2 separate regions of the Homo sapiens genome follow, and region 1 is linked to region 2. A link is a loop called in an ENCODE intact Hi-C map of the cell type or tissue named here. Cell type or tissue: breast epithelium. All regions are shown on one strand. Each heading gives the region's core, and the rest is flanking DNA. Links, peaks and the distances in the headings are about the cores only. Region 1 overlaps DLEU1 (deleted in lymphocytic leukemia 1). Region 2 overlaps CAB39L (calcium binding protein 39 like).

What was found. Peaks named below come from ENCODE experiments on the same cell type or tissue, not always from the same donor. Only the 100,000 strongest peaks of a DNase experiment are listed, where the experiment ranks them.
Region 1: it touches region 2 in a loop (31-fold over the local background); 1 of 110 quality-filtered maps calls a loop at or near these places.

The regions. Positions count from the first base shown.
Region 1 is chr13:50,135,780-50,138,592 of GRCh38, forward strand. All of the region lies in intron 2 of DLEU1 (deleted in lymphocytic leukemia 1), which reads left to right. Among named protein-coding and RNA genes, the nearest start is that of DLEU2, 12 kb to the left of the region's middle. In breast epithelium, for the core only: no CTCF peak of the experiment used is centred there; no DNase peak of the experiment used is centred there.
Region 2 is chr13:49,307,383-49,310,195 of GRCh38, forward strand. CAB39L (calcium binding protein 39 like) reads right to left here. Exons shown (of 11, transcript NM_001079670.3): 11 at 1,268-2,813. Among named protein-coding and RNA genes, the nearest start is that of CDADC1, 61 kb to the left of the region's middle. In breast epithelium, for the core only: a CTCF peak has its summit at 1,068; DNase peaks (open chromatin) are centred at 919 and 1,889; H3K4me3 peaks cover 864 bases; H3K27ac peaks cover 2,500 bases.

The sequences.
Region 1 (2,813 bases), core at 202-2,701, 830 kb after region 2:
TTACAGTGATTAATTATGAAAATACTCAGGCATGATGCTTTTAATTGAATCCTTTTGTAGCATTATTGGTAGGGGCAGGAGGGAACAGCAATTCCTTGAATGCCTGCTGTTCCATAGGCCCTTGACATATATTGTCTCTTTTAATGCTCATGACAACTCCATCAAGTCGGTATTTTTATTTCCATTTTTTAGATTAGAAAAATGAGGTTCAGTGAGGTTATGCAAGGCCACTTGGGGAGTAAGTGGCAGACCCATCTGACTTCAAGCCTGTGTTCTCTTCCCTTTTCTCATGGAGTGCCTTCCCAACCCAGAGGGTGATGAGTCTAAAAAGGAATCATATTAAGAGAATTCACATTTGCAAATTTTAAATTCCTATAAAAAAATAGGCTTGGATGAACTTATAATATCTCTATAAATTATATTTTAGGGTTGCCAATATAAAAAATTAAGGAGATCAAAATAAACATCAAGAATGCTTTATACAAATTAAATTAACAGAATGCAATTAATGTCTCTTTACCGTTGCTTGCTAGAAAATTTTCAGAATAAAGAGATGCTTATCCATTAGTTTTGCTTTATTACACAGAGAAACACATGCGTGTCTAGCCTTACACTTAAGTGGAAATTCCCTTAGGTCACTTTCCCTGGGTTGTGACTAAAGGCAGCTGTCATTATCATGTAGGCCATGTGAGGTTTGTGACTGGAGAAGGGATTATGGTCATGTTATAATGTTATAAGTTGATAAAATTTTATAGGTACAAGTAAAAGCTTTTTACTTAAAACGAAAATCCTAGGATTACATCAATCAATCAATTCAGCAAATATCTGTTGAACATCTTCTGCCTGCCAAGGACCGTGCTGTGTGCTGAGGATATAACGTTGATCAAGACAAACTGAGTCCTTGCTACTGGAGACAGCCGATCAGGAAGGAAGGAAAACAAGACTTGCTTGGCTTCTGCCGTGTGCCAAACACTCTCCTAGATTCATTTAATCCTTCAGATGAGCCTGCTGTCTGTCCCTGTATATGCAGAACATGCGCAGAAAAAAAGTGAGCCTCAGAAAAATTAAATAGCTTGTTCAAGGTCATACAGCTTGTAAATGACAGAGCTCCAATTCAAACCCAGCAATAAAGACAAAGTTCTTTTCACTATGCTACACTACATCCTTGACTATGAAAATACTAAAAATTGTGAGTACTTGTTAGTCATTTTATCCCTCCTTGGCTTGTTTCCTCAATTAAAACAGCTGGGTGACTATTCTTATACTATTCACCTCATAGAACACTCTTAAAACCCAAAGCACTGTAAAAAAGTTTTTTTACAGTGCTTTTTAATTGTTTAGCTTAATTTAATTTTATAGGAGAAAAAGCATATGAACCCTAATAACAGGTGTGTCATAATAATCTATTGGTAGAAAAAAAATCCTAGTTCGATAGGATTAGATTTTGACAAATTATTATTGTTGCTTTTCTTTTATTAATTTAACACCAAACATTTATTGGAAATAGTAGAATTATGCCAAGCCTATAGATACAGAGATTTCTGAGCCTGTAGATACAGAGATACAGGATAAGGGCAAATTCCTTATCCAACAAGGACCTCCAAGTCTAGTGGGTGAGAGACATACCTATTTAGGTAAATTATAAAAATGTGCTGTAACAGATGCCCAAGGTCTCTGTTGCACAGACTGGAGTGCGGTGGTGCTATCATGGCTCACTGCAGCCTCAACCTCCTGGGCTCAATCGATCGTCCCATCTCAGCCTCTCAAGTAGCTGGGACCACAGGTATGCGCTACCATGCCAGGCTAATATTTTGATTTTCTGTAGAGACGGGGTCTCCCTGTGTTGCCCAGGCTAGTCTCAAACTCCTAGGCTCAAGCAGCCTCCCAGAGTGCTGGGATTATAGGTGTGAGCTACTGTGCCTGGCCCCAACTCTTCATTTTAAAGTTTTCCAATAGTTCTTGTAAAGTCTGCTTACACAGGCATTGGGGAAAGAGAGCTAGACCACTTGATTAAAGTGAGGTGGCCTAGAGAAAAACAGCTTTACAGCCTCTGACAATGTTGACAAGGATGTGGTTATATTCTACTAGCATAGATTAAGGATTCAAACAGATTTAGATAATTCAGTGTGCCATGGATGGGAAAGGTTGATGGGAAGTCTTCAAAGTAGATATAGGCAACATAAATTATAAAACATTATATGGCGGGGGGCATTTTGGCTAATAGTTTTACCCCTGAGTTCATTTAAAACTGTCAGTGGATGCCACTCATTTCTAGGGCATCTAGTCGATCCAATAAGAGTACAGCAAAGACAGGAGTTCAAGACCAGCCTGGACAACATGGCAAAACCACAAAAATACAACAAATACAACAAAAAATACAACAATTAGCTGGGTGCAGTAGCACGTGGCTATAGTCTCAGCTATTCTGGGGCTGAGATGGGAGGATCACTTGAGCCTGAGAGGTCAAGGCTTCAGTGAGCTGAGATAGCACCACTGCCCTCCAGCCTGGGCAACAGAGTGAGACCCTGTCTCAAAAAAACAAAAAGTACAGTAAAAAGTTCTGAACATATTTTTTCTAAGCAAAGGAATGTTTTATTCAAATGAAACTTTAACAAAAATCTAGTATATAAAGAACTGCAGTAGCTGAAGAAGATGGATGAGGAGGAGGGACGCCCTGACAACCACCAGAACAGCCATGCATTCAGTAGACTGAGGGGCCTGGCATCAAGTCTTGCCTTCTGTGTATTCCAGGTCTGGAAATAGGCAGCCACATCTGAGGTGCACAGTAAGTATATGATGACTGACTGAATAAA
Region 2 (2,813 bases), core at 63-2,562:
ATCCTTTAGCGCTGGTATCCAGAATTCCTTTTTCCGTGGGGGCTGGGAGGAGATGAAGTTATCTGTCCTGGGACAGAGAGCTGAAGAATAGGCCGAGGGGCCTGAATTCACAGCCTGGTTTCCAAAGACATGGACCTTGGGGTCAGCCCTGGCCCTAAATCCTGGCTCTGTGGCCAGCTGTCTGATCTGGAGGGAGTTACTCACCCTCTCTGTGGTCCAAGTTTCCCTCCATCAGGTGGAGACTCGAGTGAGATGTCTGTGCAGGCTTAGTGCAGACCAGACCGAACACTCAGCTTTTCTCTGCTTATTATGGCAGCTACATAACAGCAGTTTCCATGTTTCAAAAACAAAATCACACCTTGTTTACATCCATCTTCAATCTTTTCAATCTTTTTATGTAGACTAAGTCTAGCTTTTCAGGGTATCCCAATAGTATATGTTTCAGACCTTTATCTAACTGTGAGCCCCCAATACAATATCCAAAACCTTTCTGAAAGAACACTCATGAAGAGATGGTGTTCATTCATGCCACATGTATAATATTCTTTTGGATAAAATGGCAAAACAAGTAAAAGACATAAAATCGTAATGTCCTCTAATACAACAGGCCAGCAAGATTTGTAAATCTGTTTTGAAACAACTATCTTTTGACATTAAAAACGATTCCAGGAATCTTTGAATTTCATTTTCCTTCACATTGTTACAATCACTTTCAGTCTTATATAATTTCTAGACTGTGCTATGGCTCACAGCAGCTGTGTCTCATGGGAAATGCAGACAAACCAGTCTGGCTGGTGAGGGGGGCTGTGGAAAGCTCACAGCCCCTCCTTGGACAGCCACATTGCTCCCCCAGAGCCATCAAAGGAGGTCCGCCTATGAGGCTGAGGGTCTGGGACATTTCCAAGGGGAGGGTGCTCCTGAGTGTTTTCTCCAGGAGCAATCCTAACTTCTGGGCAGATGCCTGGCTCTGGCCAAGAGCCTCGTCCAAGAACATTATGATCTCAGTCCCTACTGGCCTAACGCTAGGACGCTTCCAGCTGGGGAACCTCCCAGGCAGCAGTGGGGGAGAGTTCCACATGGTTTCTGATGCCCTGGACCATCCCTAGTTCACAGCCTTGACGATGGGACGGGTGCAGGGTCACTGGTTGGTGGGGCATACAGGAAGGTGTGCTGGGGCCCTGGGGCAGCATAAGGCTTTCCCTGCCTGGAACGGTGGCAAGAACAAACACAGCCACACACATGCAATGGAATGAAACCAACCAAGAAGTGTGTGGTACCTTTTATTTAGTCAGTCTTCATTTAAATGTGTGCTTTTGAAATCACTAAATATGACCTTTTCAGAATTCAATTCTCACAGTATTTACAGTGAACTTTGTGCAAACAAATCCCCCTTTGTGCAAAGGGGGAGCTTCCTGCTCCCCCTTTCACATTAATAACTTACAAATTCAGATCACAACAAAACCCCAGACTCTAGTTTTCTGTTTGAAAGGTACTGAGCTGGGATAATGGGTTGCTAGGAAAGAGCTAATGCAAGCCCAAAGGAAATAAAATGTTTTCTTTATCAGAAAAGAATAATAACAAGGCCTCACTCTCCAAAGGAAAACAGACGTCCCAAGATGTTGTGGAACAGTATTAAGTAACCAAATACAATTCCAATGGTTATTTCACCTTCATTTTTTATACTTACACTCATCTCTTTTAATTAAATAAGCGAAACCAGAAAAGTGCAATTCGAAGGGACTCTGAACTGTCAGGGAACGTTATAAAAATAATCTGACGTCAGTGACTAAAGAGTACGGGTCATCAGGCTGCCGGCCGGCCTCCTGCAAGGGCACTGGCCAGGGAGGCCACAGCTGCCAAAGCGGGGAGGTGCGCCAGGCCCCACATCACCTGCCTCGGGGTCCATGCCAGGCAAGAAAGAAACACACACCTGGGCCTAGCCAAGGGTGGTGCCCTGCCAGGTAACTCTTCAGGTACAAAATCTACAAAGGGGATCAGTCCTGGAGAACACATTTCTCTTCCCCTCTCTAGGCAGAGAAATACCTGGCTGAAGAAAAACTACACAACACTCAAGTAATGTATAAGGGAGGGTTCCTGTGGAAGGCAACGATTCATGATTTAGAAACTGAAGTGTAAAAAATACAGATCAACAATTGTGCCTTTCATTCTTGTAAAATATCGCTTTAAAATCCCGTTTTAGATGGTTGATGTCTGAAACGAAACCACGGCCTTTTAAAATATTTTTGATTCCAAGCCTTTTTATAAGGAAGAGGAATTAACACCTCAATCATCCTAGTCACAAGAGACTATTCAGGACCAAAACTGTATAGGCTTTCTATGTGTTCACTAAAGACTGTGATGGGCAATTATAGAATGACAGCTTATTAGAAAAAAATTGCTTTTATCAACATCTGATACAATGGCTCTGAAAAAAATTTATTGATGGATCTGAGAATTTTTTCACACATGAATCATTTCTCCTTCCAATGGTTATTGATACTGATAGAAGTTCCCCGCTGAGACTCCCTGGACCCATGGTTTGTGCCTGCTGGGCATCCCACTATGCTGATTCCTACTCTAAAAGACACTTACAGCAGAAAGCATTCACCCATGACCATTATGAAGGAAATATTCTGTCCCTCACTCACCCTCTGGAAGCTAATATGGAGCAGCAGTCACTCTATCCAGAGCCACATGTTCACAGTTCTCTAGCAAGCAGGTCACACCCCGTGGGTCCCCTATTCCCCGTGACCCTTGTTGATCCATCCTCTTCCTGCTCAGTTGCTCCCCTGCTCACCTGGACTGCGGGAGGC